Linked DNA regions of Homo sapiens: all the other regions are linked to region 2. Evidence: chromatin contacts called from ENCODE Hi-C or POLR2A ChIA-PET data. All regions are on one chromosome and are shown on one strand. Each heading gives the region's core, a stretch centred on a gene start or an enhancer-like site at or near the end of the contact. The rest is flanking DNA. Distances are from core to core; before and after follow the strand shown.

Region 1 (2,700 bases), core at 32-2,531, 930 kb before region 2:
TCCTGACCTCAGGTGACCCACCTGCCTCGCCTCCCAAAGTGCTGGGAGGTGTGAGCCACCAAGCCCGGCCCTATTTTACCAATAATAACACTTCGAATCCTCCGAAGAGCCCTATGAGGTAGGTACCATTATCATTATTTTACAGATGAGGAACTGAGGCCCAGGAGAGATAACTAAACCTGCTGAGGGTCACTAACTAGGACCTGGTAGAACCAGGATTTAAATCTGAGTAGGCTGTCTGAACCCCATCCACTTGAGCACCCTCTGAGATAATTTAGCCCCTTCACCGGTACGAGATCTATGGCGGCCTCCAGAAATGGTTGCTAACTTACTATTATCGTTATTTCTGTCGTACAATTCATTTCTACCTTTCCAATAAACTTTCCCCAACCAGTGAACCTCACTTACTGCCCATAAAGTTCACCTGTGCCTCACCACCCTGCCATCGCCCGAGTTTTCTGCTCTGATCTAATCCTCACACGCCTGTGCAGCACCAGCTTCCAACACCAGGTGCACCGCCAGGGTATTTACTGATCCAGTGAGTGAAGGTGGGCCCGGCCGGGCTGGTTCCCATCCTCTGATCAACGCCTAGGGGAACCAGTGAACTCCAATGCTGACCATAAGAGTTTCAGAAAGTAGGGCTGGAAAGCCCAGCCCTCCGCTCAGAGACCTGTGAAGATCGAGGAGGATGGCGCATATGCTGCCGCAGGATGGAAACCTCGATCAGAGAAGGCTGGGGCAGGTGACTGGGCTTAATTGCAAATTTTAACATTTACTTCAGCAACCAGCTCATTAAAAACAAACTACTCTGAGGCCTCTTTTTTTTCTACCAAACCGCGAGAGGAAGCAAAAGAGAGTGCAGCGGTTCTCCCCGGGGCCGTTAAGTGCTTCCAGCTATCTGACCTCCACGCTGCCTGCTGCAGCCTCAATCTTTCCCCAGGTTCTGAGTTCTTTCAGCAGTAGGTCCAGGAAAACAGCCGCCCCGCCCCCTCCACCTCCCGAGACTAGGAGCCCGCCAGGGTTAAGTAGGAGGGATACCCTAGGGGCCCCGCAGGGTTTTTAGGGTTGGGGTGGATTGGAAATTGTTCATTGCCTTTCAGTTCCGGGACATAAAGCGCGCTGGAAGGACACTGAGTCACCAACCACCGCCATGGGCCGGAAGCCACCGCCCTCGCGTCAACTGCAATCTAGAGCGCGGCGCATCCCGTGAGCCCGCGGGGAACTACGACTCCCGGCATGCTCCGCGGCCACCGGAATTAACCCTTCAGGGCTGGGGGCCGCGCTATGCCCCGCCCCCTCCCCAGCCCCAGACACGGACCCCGCAGGGTGAGTTTTTGGGGGCTGAGGAGGGCCATTTTCTTTAAGATTTAGTGGGGGTGCGTGAGTGTGTGTGTGTGTGTGTGTGTCGTGTGTGTGTGATGTATTTTGTAAAAATGGGACAATTTGCAGTCATGAGATTCAGACGCTGTTTTGCGAATGGGAGACCCAGCATCAACCCCGGGGCCTAAGTGGAATCACTGCTATCTTCCTCAGAATGCTACCTAAATCCTTTCCTAATTTACCCCAGAACAAAAGTAGCCTGCAATCCCTCCCCACTCCCAAACGCCCCCCAACTTGGACTCTCTCCCAGCGCCCCTGGCAAGGTTTGTGACCTGGCCCCTGAGTCAGGATTTTTATTATACCCCTGGTTGTGGGGTGAATACTCATGGAGCCATAGGAGCGCCCACATCCTCTTGGATTAGGGAATTTAAGCCGTCTCCCAGAGCCTGCCCTTCTCCTCAGGTGCCACCAAAGGGTCCCCACAGGTTCAGCAAGCACCCTACCTTTTGTTTGTCTTGAATGACCGTGGGCTTGTGGAAGGTTTCTTCCATGGAAGAATGGGTAGCAGATGTTAAACCTGATCTTTGCCCCCACTCCTGCCCCTAAAACAACACTGGGCACAGGAGACAATGAGGGATGTCATACTCCTGTTTTTATGACTATTCTTCCTTTATACTGTGAATAGTTCCAGTTCTTGGCTGGGTGGGGGCTCAGGAACTACAAGTATTAGGGATCATTAGACTCTAAGGTTAACTACCCCTGCTCTTTACAAAGCCATGGTCAGAAGGGAGTGGAGGGGCTGGGCAGATGGGCTTCTTGTTTTTGTCATTGCTCCCAGACCACACTTTAACTTGTTCCAGTTCACACAAGCCTCCCTGGCTGCTACCCCTCACCCCACCCTTCAAGAAGACTAAAGCTGCTGGATCACCTGCTTTGCCTCACCACCCCCATCTCAGTGCCACTGGCAAGCATCCTATCCTCACCCTGGAGGTTAACTACCTCATTCTGGGCAGTCTCTGGCTTCCTCCCCTACCCCTAAAGGAAACATTGTTCTTTTCTGGTCAGCCTTTGGGGATAAGGGGACAGAGGGAAGAAGACCTTGGGGCAGGAGTCCTGAACCATAGGAGGCCAGGGGAGTGAGGGCAGGCGGTTATATCTCTCCTCTACCTCATCTTTGCCACAGCCAACTGGCTCCCTGCCCCTGCCCCCGCCCCTTGACATCCCAGACTCCCTGGCTATTTAAACAGAGATGGGTGCCCCCATCCGCACACTGTCCTTTGGCCACCGGACATCATGCCTCCCAAGAAGGATGTTCCCGTGAAGAAACCAGCAGGGCCCTCCATCTCCAAACCTGCTGCTAAGCCAGCAGCAGCAGGGGCT
Region 2 (2,700 bases), core at 23-2,522:
AAACAAAAAAAGAATTTTAAATTACTTGGGAAAATTATTGTACTACAAAATCAAACGAGAAAACTATCTCTGGTAACGACTGGCAGCCTCCAGGGAAGAGAACTAGAGTACTAACTGGATACAAATTATCAATTCATAAAAAATTAAAAATATGTGGAAAAAGATCAGAAGAAAGTGTGCTAAAATAGATTGCTTCTGAATGGATTAACAGTGTGGTTTCTGCCTGCTTCTTTATACTTAATTGTACCTTGCCAAATCATCTAAAATAAACATGCATTATTTGGCCGGTCACGGTGGCTCACACCTGTAATCCCAGCACTTTGGGAGGGCCAAGGCGGATGGATCACGAGGTCAGGAGTTCGAGACCACCCTGGCCAACATAGTGAAACCCCATTTCTACTAAAAATACAAAAATTAGCCGGGCGCGGTGGCGGGTGCCTGTAATCCCAGCTACTCCGGAGGCTGAAGCAGGAGAATTGCTTGAACCCAGGAGGCGGAGGTTGCAGTGAGCGAGATCGCACCACTGCACTCCAGCCTGAGTGACAGAGCTAGACTCCATCTCGCGGGCCGGGGGCGGTAAGGAATCAAGGTTTTACAAGAGCAGAAGATAGTAGAGATCACTGCATTTCTGTCAACTACATCCGTTCTGCCACCCGTGCCCTGCGTCCTGACAGAGCATACGCTCAGATGGTGTTTGCTGATTTGCCGAATGAATGAGATGGTCCCTTTCCCGCGGCTGCTCTGCCTGCCCAGAATGGTCCCCAGGTTTTCTCGCTTTTAACCAAGAAACTCAAGGCTTCTGCAACGAGACACAGCCCCCAGGACTGCTTCTCAACCAGTCTAGGCCTCCCTTCCTGTCTCCGCCAAAAGGCTTCAGGCTCCTCCCCACTCTGGAAGCTGCCCCAGCCCGCTTCAGGGCCCAGACCCTCAGTCCCGACGCCCACTAGCCTGCCAAGTTTCTTCCACCACACTACGCCGGCGGCCCTCGGTAGAGCCACCGCCCTTCTGCAGAGTAACGGCCCGCGCCCTCGGGACAATCCCTTTTCCAAAAATAACCCCCTCGGCACCTGCCCCCTTGGCAGCTGCTGCCCGGGCGGTACCTGTGCCGTAGACCAAGCAGCCGGAGAGGATCAAGAGTAGCCGCACTGTCCCACCGCCCCCGACTCCCGAGCCCCAGGGCCCGGGACCAACTGCCGGCGAGACCGCCACTTTCATTCCTCCCGCCATGGTTGCCTCAAGCCACCTCCTCCTCACGTGCCTTACCCCAGCAACTAACTCCGAACGGGCAACGACAGCAGCCTATCCTCTACGAAACCCGCCCCTATCAACCAATGGGATGGGCAGGGCTTCGAGCACCCAGCCCTCCAAGGGCCCTATGAGTCCCGCCCCTTAGCAACTGAAGAGAGAGGGCGGGAAAAGCAGCTTTCAGCCTATTGGAAAATGGGTTCTCACCCTAGCAGTGGCGACAGGAAGATCCCACCCCGCTAACAACATGCTTCCGTCTTCAGTTTATTTACAACTGGTGTGATTGATGGTAAGTTTAACCAATAGAAAATCGGAATGGGAGAGGCCTCCTTGACCAAACTCGGTATTTCCATAGAAGCTGTCTGAAGTTCCTTCCGTTTTCTTTCGGTTACTTTTTATCACGACCTTTCTGTTATGAGACGCCTACAATTGAGATCGCTTTATGAGTAGGACCCTGATAGGACGATTTTTAAAGTCGACTGACAAAAGTGTGGTTCTCCAAAGTCCTAAAGGATTTAAAATAGAAGTCACAAAAAAGTGTGTGTCAATATTTTATAAGCATAAACATTAGCTTTTAAAAATGTATTCATAGGATTTTTATTTTTGGAAGTAAAATTAATGTTAGGATTAAGAAAGATTCATTTATTCCTCTTATCATCTTGTGAGACAAATATAATTCTCTCCATTTAAGAAGCCAAAGCCAAGACAGCCACAGGAACCTGCCCAAGATTTCATAGTTCATCTGGTCTGTGATCCCAACCTAAATCCTACTGACTCCAAAGCCGGAGTTATTTATATGGATTAGCTGCTTCCCATTCAATGATTTAACACAGGGCCCAGCAGAGATCCAGGTGTTCAGAAACTGTTAGTAGAAATTGAAACTTTTTTTTTAAGAGGATCTGATGGTGATGGGTAGGAAAACTACAGATGATAGAGCCAAATGAATTGAGGAATTCAAGGAAGGGGGCATCTCCTGGGGAAGGTTCAAGCTTTCAAAACAAGAATTTTTTTTTTTAATGTTTTTAGAGACAGGGTCATTCTCTGACACCCAAGCTGGAGTGCAACAGCACCATCACAGCTCAGTGTAACCTTGAATTCCTGGACTTAAACCATCTTCCCACCTCAGCTTCCTAGATAGGTTGGGCTACAGGGATGCACCACCATGCCCAGCTATTTGTTTGTTTCATTGTTGTTGTTGTTGTTGTTGTTGTTATTGAGACAAGGTCTCCTTCTGTAACCCTTCTGGAATGCAGTGGTGTAACCACAGCTCACTGCAGCCTCGAACTCCCAGGATCAAATGATCCTCCCACTTCAATCTCCCAAGTAGCTGGGACTACAGGCATGAGCCACTATGTCTGGCTTAATTTTTTTTAATTACTTTTTGTAGAGACAATATCTTGCTATGTTGCCCAGGCTGACCTCAAACTCCTGGCCTCAAGTGATTATCCCACCTTG
Region 3 (2,711 bases), core at 44-2,543, 610 kb before region 2:
TTGCTATTGCACTGGCCAGCAGAACCTTGAGAAGTGGACTGATTAAAAAAATGTAGGCCTGGCATAGTGGCTAACACCTGTAATCACAGCACTTTGGGAGGCAAAGGTGGGAGGATGGCTTGAGCCCGAGAATTCGAGAACAACTTGGTCAACAAAGCGAAACCCCCGTTTCTACAAAAAAGTTAACGGGGCATGGTGCGTGCACATGTGGTCCCAGCTACATGGGAGGCTGAAGCAGGAAGATCGCTTGTGCCTCGGAGATGAAGGTTGCAGTGAGCTGTGTTTGCGCCACTGTGCTGCATGCAGCCTGGGTGACAGAATGAGACCCTGTCTCAAAAAATAAAATAAAATGGAATGCAGATCGAAATGTTCAATATAGGCTGTCCATAATCTCCTACCTCATACCCTGAACCAAAATATTGCTACTCTTGGTTAAGTTCAGAAAACTGAATGCTGAGTTAAACCATCCGTTCCTAGCCTTGAACATACAAAACCAACATTAACAGTATTTATGTATTTACTATTAATTATAAACAACTGTGAATTACCCAATGGTTGCTATTTGCCAATATATATCTAGATTAATTATTATTATTTTTTGAGATGGAGTCTTGCTCTGTCACCAGGCTGGAGTGCAGTGGCAGAATCTCGGCTCACTGCAACCTCCCACTCCCTGGTTCAAGCGATTCTCCTGCCTCAGCCTCCCGGGTAGCTGGGATTACAGGCGCGCGCCACCACGCCCGGCTAATTTTTGTACTTTTGGTAGAGGCGGGGTTTCACCATATTGGCCAGGATGGTCTTGATCTCCTGACCTCGTGATCCGCCTGCCTCGGCCTCCCAAAGTGCTGAGATTGCAGGCGTGAGCCACCGCGCCCGGCCTAGATTATTCTCACTTAATTATTACTAAGGTCTGTATATAATTTCTATTTTATAAATTAGAACACTAAGGCTCAGAAAAGTGGAGTGAGTTGCCCAAACTCACACAGTGAAGCCGGGATCAAAGCTAATTACAGTACTGTCTAATTTTAAAATCTATACTTCTAAGCATCTGGCTACACTATATCTCTAAAAGTTTTACGTAGTTCAAATGTGAGCAGCGTTCGTCTACGCAGAAAAACTGAATAAGCAGCATTAACCGCGGGCAGAAACAGAACAGAAACCACTACCTTGGCGGCCGCCCGCCCCCGGGCGTCGCCTACGTCATAACACTGCGCGGCCGCCCCTCGCGCACCACGTGCTAGGGGAGCGGGCGGGCAGATGGCTGTGTCTGTAAGCGGGAGGCGTGCCCGGTTCATCCAAGGCGCAAGATGGCGCTGCTTTTTGCACGTTCTTTGCGCTTGTGCCGCTGGGGAGCCAAACGATTGGGAGTTGCCTCCACAGAGGCCCAGAGAGGTAGGATTATCTCTTTTTACTCTTTTACCTCCAGAATGGCTGCCGTCTATTATTCCCAGACCCCACTCCGAGAAGCAACTCCAACCCTCTCGGGTCTTTTCCTTCCCCACCTGCCTTGGTCTTAAGATTCCAAACCTGTGATACCATTTGGTTTCTTTAAATTCCGGGACTTACTCAATCCGAGTTTTTCAGCTCCGTGAGCTATCCGTAGTAAAGCGACCTCGCGACTCTCTTGCCCGCTTGGCATTCTGACTCTTCCCTAGTTGCTCGTGTATCATGGCTGCCTGCCTCATATCTGAATATATCACCAGCCCTAGGGTTCTAGCCCCTGTTATTATCCCGTCTTTTTGCTCTGCCCGCAGGCGTCAGTTTCAAACTGGAAGAAAAAACCGCCCACAGCAGCCTGGCACTCTTCAGAGATGATACGGGTGTCAAATATGGCTTGGTGGGATTGGAGCCCACCAAGGTGGCCTTGAATGTGGAGCGCTTCCGGGAGTGGGCAGTGGTGCTGGCAGACACAGCGGTCACCAGTGGCAGACACTACTGGGAAGTGACAGTGAAGCGCTCCCAGCAGTTCCGGATAGGAGTGGCAGATGTGGACATGTCCCGGGATAGCTGCATTGGTGTTGATGATCGTTCCTGGGTGTTCACCTATGCCCAGCGCAAGTGGTACACCATGTTGGCCAACGAGAAAGCCCCAGTTGAGGGTATTGGGCAGCCAGAGAAGGTGGGGCTGTTGCTGGAGTATGAGGCCCAGAAGCTGAGCCTGGTGGATGTGAGCCAGGTCTCTGTGGTTCACACGCTACAGACAGATTTCCGGGGTCCAGTGGTGCCTGCCTTTGCTCTCTGGGATGGGGAGCTGCTGACCCATTCAGGGCTTGAGGTGCCCGAGGGCCTCTAGTATGTCCATTACTGGAGTCCCTAATCACGCCTTTGGCCAGCCTCCTTTTGAAAGTGTCCGAAGCCTTTTTACTTTGCCTCAAGCAACCTCTAGCTCCCACAATTCAGTGTTGGGTCCTCTGTGCAATATCATGATCATCTTCCTCATCCCCTACCTTGTGAAAGCTAGGCATACAGCCAAACCCTCCTTTTCCCCACCCACCAACTACTGCCAATTTCCTAGGCTACCATGGGTGTATCTTCCTTGACCTGCTTCCTTCAGTCCCTCTGCCTCCCTTTGCCCAGGCCTTTCTCAGACTGTATTCCATCCTGGGGTCTTATCATTCAGCTTTGTTTGAATTTATTAATCACCATGATACCTCTCCCTCCCTTTGTCCACATGTAACTTGTTCTTGGGGCTCTACCAGATGGCTGAAGAG
Region 4 (2,700 bases), core at 65-2,564, 720 kb before region 2:
GGCTGAGGCAGGAGAATGGCTTGTACCCAGGAGGCAGGGGTTGCAGTAAGCAGAGATCACATCACTACACTCCAGCCTGGGTGACAAAGCAAGACTCTGTCTCAAAAGAACAACAAATTGGTTTTTGCCTGTCACCAAGCAGGCTGTCCCATGCATCTTTCTCCCCACTGTTCCCTGCTCACTGCCAGCTGGTGTCTATTTAGGAAACTGAAACTTATGCTTGTTGCAGCCTGAGCCTAACAGAACAGAATTCATGCATATTTGTGGTCTAAAAAGGTCACATGATTTTATTACAAAATAAAGAGAAATGCTTGGGGTGGGAGAGTCTTCTACTAACATGAATAACATCAGCTGCCTTTCTACCTCCAGCAGGAACAAGGGAAGGGAGGGATTGGGCAGGGGCTATTTTCATTTTAACTCTTTTAGTAGTGCTTGATTTTTAAAACTATGTATCTGTATTGCTTTTATGATACCAAAAAAAAGTTAAAAAAATGATCAGGTGGCCAGGCATGATGGCTCATGCCTGTAATCCCAGCACTTTGTGAGGCCCACAAGACGAGAGGATGGCTTGAGCCCAGGAGTTTGAGACCAAGCTTGAGCAACATAGTGAGATTCCATCTCCAAAAAAAAATTAATGATGAGGTCCCAATTCTTGAGGATTTAAGTGTCTGATATTAAAGGAGCAAGTCAGCAAAGATTCAAATATGAAAACAAAACAAAAAACCTGGTCTCCCCAAATGGATTGCAAACACTGAGGTTAAGGGCTGAAACAATTTTTTCTCATTATCTCTCATTCTTAGGCACATATTTTGCACTCAAGAAGCTTTTCTGAAATGAACTGAATTTTGTGTGTGACCTTAGGCAATCGTTTCATCTTTCAGTAGCTTATACTTTTTAACAAAACAAGGATAATAGATTTATCTATCTTTGTTTTTAGATTTATCTATCTTTGAACATCGTTTTTTGGTGAAGATAAAAAATAATGCAGAGCAGAGGGAAAAACGTCAGATACCGAACCAACATAACAATGCCAGATTCCGGGTCTCGGAAGCTGCAGGGCAGTTTTGGGAGAGGGGCATTAGGGTTAGGGAGATAGGCTGGACAGAAGAAGATCGAGGACCGAGCAGGCGACAGCTCCTATTTCAATCTGGGGACCGAAGCTACCCTCTCCAGGGGGTAACCCCTGGGGCCAGTCGCCCTTCCCTCGGAGGAACTCTCACTCTCACCCCCACCCCTACCCCAGCACACCCTCTCAGGGCCCGTACCTGATTAGGGTTGCAGTCCCCGCGCCCTCCAATGGCTCTGGTCGCGACTTCCCGTCCCTAGTATGAGCTCGGGTACTAGAACCTCGCGCCCCGCCTACAACTTCGGCTAACCCCCCTCGGACCCGCCCCCTTGTAGTTGGCAGCGGAAGTCCGGAGCGGCCCCCATTCCCAGCCGCCACCCCGACACTGGCTGCCATTCAGTCAAGCCCTTCCCAGACTGCGAGCTCACTGGCGCCGCCGCAACTCCGCCCCTCCGCAGGGCGGGACAAGCTGAGCCGAAACCACACCTGCAGCTTCAGCGATTGGTGGAGAAGTTCAAGTAGGCACTTTCTACGAGGGGAGGAGTCCAATTAGTGGACTAGCCCAAGACTGAAACAGCTGATTTTCGAGAACCCGCGCGTGAGCCCCGGAACCGAAACTAGCTTGAGGAGCCTGGAGACGCCAAGGGCTCCATGGGAAGGGGTGGGACCGGAATTTCGACGCCTTGGGATAGGAAGAGGAGGGCTGAGGTAATGAAAACAATTTTTTTTTATTTTTATTTTTTGAGACATGGTCTCGCTCTGTCACCCAGGCTGGAATGCAGCGGCGCGATCTCGGCTCGCTGCAGCCTCGACCTCCCAGGCTCAGGTGATTCTCCCGCCTCAGCCTCCCAGGTAGTTGGGACTACAAGCGTGCATAACTCCGCCAGGATAATTTTTTGTATTTATTGTAGAGACGGGGTTTCGCCATGTTGCCCAGGCTGATCTTGAACTCCTGACCTCAGGTGATCATCCCGCCTCAGCCTCTCACAGTGCTGGGATTACAGGCGTGAGCCACCGCACCTGGCTAATAGCTATTTATTGAAAGTACTGTGATAAGCATTTTAGATTCATTGTATCATTTTAAATTTACAGGGCAACTCATTGAGGTTAAAATCATTCTATCTCCTTTAGAAACTTCAAAACTGATCTTAGTTCAAGAAAGAAGTTACTATTCAGTGATCACCGAGGCTCTAACAAGTGGAGCCTAGATTCGAAACCAAACCCTGTGACTTCAACACCCAAACATTTACGTTCTTACGTTTTACTGTACAGCCTTCCTCCTGGATAAATCAGATTAAAATTTTGAAGACATGTATATAGCTTGTCAGGGTAGTACAGTTATTAATTCTGTGGTTACCACATTCTTTTATATCTCAAGACTCCCAGCCCCAGGATCTAAGTCATAGCTCTTGATTATGGCCCACCCCCAGTAGGGAGCTGAACTTACTACTTCTGATATGAAAGAAGCCAGAGTAGTTGTTTCTTCCAAGTCACTCACATCTGAGATGGCCCTCAAACCCTCCTTGGTGGTCTCCGGCTGAGAGATGTTTGCGTCTTTCTGATCTTGGTAATACTGGATCAACTGCTGAACCCCAGACCTTAATGCAGGTTTAAGTGCAGCACTGATCGCTAGA
Region 5 (2,728 bases), core at 54-2,553, 740 kb before region 2:
CTGTCTCATCACTACAACTCCTCGGTACTGGCTATCTGCAAAGCAGCTTCCTTGGGTTAAGACCAGATAAAGACCTTCAACATCTTTCAACCCTCACAAAGGGGTACAGTTCTTACCCCGTGGCTCCCCACCCACAGCATCTCCTCGTGCAAGTCAAAGTGGGAGACGGAAACAGGTACACCCACTTCAGCCACCACGCTGTGCAATTCAGAGTAGACACCTTCCATTATGTGCACTGATTCCTGGACGGGAAGAGCCTCCAAGGCCACTCCCTCTGGGTCCAGCTCCACATTCTGTAGCAGACTTGGGTTCAGGTGGGCATCCAAGACAGGGTCCAGGGCAGAATGCATGGCTGGGGCATATTCTGCCAGTCCAGGGTCCAGACCCTCAAAGTTCATGATGACGATGGCAGCTTACACCTGTGTCACACCCTCCCTTACCACAGTCCCTTTAGATGCCTGACCCAACCTTCAGCAAGACAGCACCGATGGGCCTAGAATGGACATCCTGGCCTGTAAGGGGAAAGAGGTAGCTGAGTCAAGGGTAGGCCCAGGTACTGGTACTTAGGGTCTTCTAGGTTATGGGGGCAGGAGGGAGATGAGGCAGGCATGAGGGATGAGACTGCCAGCCAAAGGATGAAGCAGGCGGGGGAGGGATGGGCAGTGGGGGTGGAGGTGGTAGAACTGTTGTCCCTATCCCTCCTCCGCTAGGCCCTCTGTACTCTCCACCACCCCATTATCTAACCTAATCCTTGACTTCCCTTTCTTCTCACTTCGGACTGCTCACTTGCCTTGTTCAGCCCTGAATCATCAGGTGAAGGGAGCGAGAATTGCGGGGGTTGGAGTTAGGTAGAGGGATTTAAGGTGCTTTCTCCCAGAATTGGGGGTGAAAACGGGTGGATTGGACGGTGGGGAGAACGAGAAGTCAGTTTCCTAGAATCCTCTCCAATAGCTACCCAGGATTCTCTAGAGGAAAACAATAATGGCCAGTTACCCACAATTGGGGCGGGGGCAGGGGAAGGTGACGGAAACGGCTAGTTACCCAGAATTCTCTGGGGGAACCAGAAAAATCGGTTATCTAGAATTCTCCCACGGCAGCGGTGAGGAGGGGGATAGGGCAAGGGTCAGATGTGTTCCTGGGATGCTTACGGGGAATGGGTCATTACCAAGATTTCTCCATGGCGGATATTTTGGAGCGCGTGGAATTAGAACGAGTAGGGGGAGCGCAAGCGCTGTCAGCTCCGCGGGAAATTCCAGTTTCCCCAGTTCTCCCCCACGCCTAGGGCTCAACCTAACCACTACGGCGCCAAGGACCGGGGTCCGAGGCGCTTCTTCCAATCAAGAAGGGCTCGGGGCATATTTTAGCCAATCAGAAGGGCTCCGGGCGCATCTAAGCCAATCAGAAGGAGCCAGGTACGGCGACCCCAGGAGAGAGCGTGTGACGCACGCGCCGGAAAAAGAGGTTACGGGGCGCCGGTGGGACAAACGCAGCCAGACGCCGGACTTGTTGGGTGGCGTTAGAAAGTAACTCTGTTTTTAGTCTTCTTGAACAAAATTACGTCTAGGTTTGAAAACCAAACTTTTATGCTTTCTATAACTTTAGGAACTCTAAAATAAGGGACACACAAGGCAAAGCACTAGGAGTCGCTGTTGGGTATTCCCAGCGGGGCTTAGTCTACCTCCTCTTCCTGCGGTGCCCTAGTGAGCCACTCCGCCACCTCTGACCCTGTTGCCCCCAAAACTCGCTGGCATTTCCTATTATTTCCAGATATGGGAGAGAAAAAAAAGGAAGCGGGAGCCGGACTCCTGACACAGTCCAAGTGGCTGCATCTTCTACAGGCATCCATCTGAAACTCCCATCCGTGATTGTTCCCTCCCCAGAGACCCCGGTAACATTCCCGGGTAACAAGATGCCCCTGGTTATCAAATTCCCCTAGCTCTTGAGGCTGGCTGGACGTTATCCCTCAGAGGGGGATGAGCATGGCAAATTGGGACTTGTTATTCTGAAGGATTCGTGGGTCCTGTGAACTCTAATTACTTTGAAATGGGTCTAGGTTGTGAGATGTCTCAGAGCACTTTAGCTCAGCTGTTATTACTGTTTCTAAAGGCCACATAAAGGGACTCTGATGGGAGACATTCCTCATGGAGGATTCAATTCTATAACATTTCTCTCAATAAAGGCTGGTAAATAGACCTTCATTAAAGGAACCAAGAATTTAAATTTCTAGGACTCAGAGGGGTGGGGTCCTATACCCAGTCAGAGATCCTACCTAGAGCCTAGACCAAGAGAAAAACACAGATGGTCTCTCAAACTGATTTGATCTGACTTCGCAGGTCATTAGATATAGAATCTCCGAAAAAGGTGGATGCTGAGAGACATAGACAGTTCCTACACTTTAAGAAATCTCCATCTTGAGGTCTCAAATTGAGAAAGACTTAACAGACCCATGAGAGTTACAGATCCCTAATAACCTGGGCTAAATAATCCATGTCTGCCGGGCGCAGTGGCTCACGCCTGTAATCCCAGCACTTTGGGAGGCCGAGGTGGGCGGATCACCTGAGGTCGGGAGTTCGAGACCAACCTGACCAATATGGAGAAACCCCGTCTCCACTAAAAATACAAAATTAGCCGGGCCTGGTGACGGGAGCCTGTAATCCCAGCTACTTGGGAGGCTGAGGCAGGAGAATCATTTGAACCTGGGAGGCGGAGGTTGCAGTGAGCCGAGATG

Evidence for each region. A loop is a pair of places that touch in the nucleus more often than their neighbours do. ChIA-PET counts read pairs that join two places held with the same protein, here RNA polymerase II (POLR2A). Pooled maps may share reads with other maps.
Region 1: a map of B cell shows a loop between it and region 2 (6-fold over the local background). The contact joins the promoter of MYL6B here to the promoter of NEMP1 in region 2. A Hi-C loop is called at or near these places in 1 of 168 maps with a recorded cell type or tissue (B cell) and 8 of 50 pooled maps. POLR2A ChIA-PET finds 5 or more read pairs at or near these places in 2 of 52 experiments (activated T-cell and naive thymus-derived CD4-positive, alpha-beta T cell).
Region 3: a loop to region 2 is called in a pooled map, with 13 times the contacts of the local background. The contact joins the promoter of SPRYD4 here to the promoter of NEMP1 in region 2. A Hi-C loop is called at or near these places in 2 of 37 single-sample maps with no recorded cell type and 8 of 50 pooled maps.
Region 4: a loop to region 2 is called in a pooled map, with 8 times the contacts of the local background. The contact joins the promoter of STAT2 here to the promoter of NEMP1 in region 2. A Hi-C loop is called at or near these places in 1 of 168 maps with a recorded cell type or tissue (OCI-LY7), 3 of 37 single-sample maps with no recorded cell type and 10 of 50 pooled maps. POLR2A ChIA-PET finds 5 or more read pairs at or near these places in 2 of 52 experiments (GM10248 and activated CD4-positive, alpha-beta memory T cell).
Region 5: a pooled map shows a loop between it and region 2 (5-fold over the local background). The contact joins the promoter of PAN2 here to the promoter of NEMP1 in region 2. A Hi-C loop is called at or near these places in 2 of 37 single-sample maps with no recorded cell type and 10 of 50 pooled maps.

Annotation. Positions count from the first base shown.
Region 1 is chr12:56,151,306-56,154,005 of GRCh38, forward strand. MYL6B (myosin light chain 6B) reads left to right here and starts at 1,282. Exons shown (of 8, transcript NM_002475.5): 1 at 1,282-1,326; 2 at 2,568-2,700. The coding sequence starts at 2,614. It overlaps LOC124902942, which reads left to right and starts at 522. Exons shown (of 3, transcript XM_047429954.1): 1 at 522-742; 2 at 1,101-1,326; 3 at 2,504-2,592. The coding sequence starts at 689. The coding sequence ends at 2,538. All of the region lies in intron 2 of MYL6B-AS1 (MYL6B antisense RNA 1), which reads right to left. LOC124902943 (a long non-coding RNA gene) reads right to left here and starts at 2,568. Exons shown (of 2, transcript XR_007063328.1): 1 at 1,824-2,568. RefSeq lists an enhancer at 356-435.
Region 2 is chr12:57,077,519-57,080,218 of GRCh38, forward strand. It overlaps NEMP1 (nuclear envelope integral membrane protein 1), which reads right to left and starts at 1,273. Exons shown (of 9, transcript NM_001130963.2): 1 at 1,101-1,273. The coding sequence starts at 1,227. RefSeq lists enhancers at 828-1,077, 1,198-1,247.
Region 3 is chr12:56,467,285-56,469,995 of GRCh38, forward strand. SPRYD4 (SPRY domain containing 4) reads left to right here and starts at 1,294. Exons shown (of 2, transcript NM_207344.4): 1 at 1,294-1,392; 2 at 1,755-2,711. The coding sequence starts at 1,308. The coding sequence ends at 2,293. RefSeq lists enhancers at 962-1,031, 1,042-1,221, 1,542-1,591, 2,012-2,141.
Region 4 is chr12:56,358,793-56,361,492 of GRCh38, forward strand. It overlaps STAT2 (signal transducer and activator of transcription 2), which reads right to left and starts at 1,315. Exons shown (of 24, transcript NM_005419.4): 1 at 1,266-1,315. It overlaps APOF (apolipoprotein F), which reads right to left. Exons shown (of 2, transcript NM_001638.4): 2 at 1,776-2,700. The coding sequence ends at 2,433. RefSeq lists enhancers at 182-381, 213-382, 1,458-1,637, 1,708-1,797.
Region 5 is chr12:56,332,697-56,335,424 of GRCh38, forward strand. It overlaps PAN2 (poly(A) specific ribonuclease subunit PAN2), which reads right to left and starts at 1,304. Exons shown (of 26, transcript NM_014871.6): 1 at 1,166-1,304; 2 at 117-512. The coding sequence starts at 398. RefSeq lists enhancers at 1,140-1,309, 1,435-1,654, 1,572-1,741 and cis regulatory regions at 1,209-1,240, 1,225.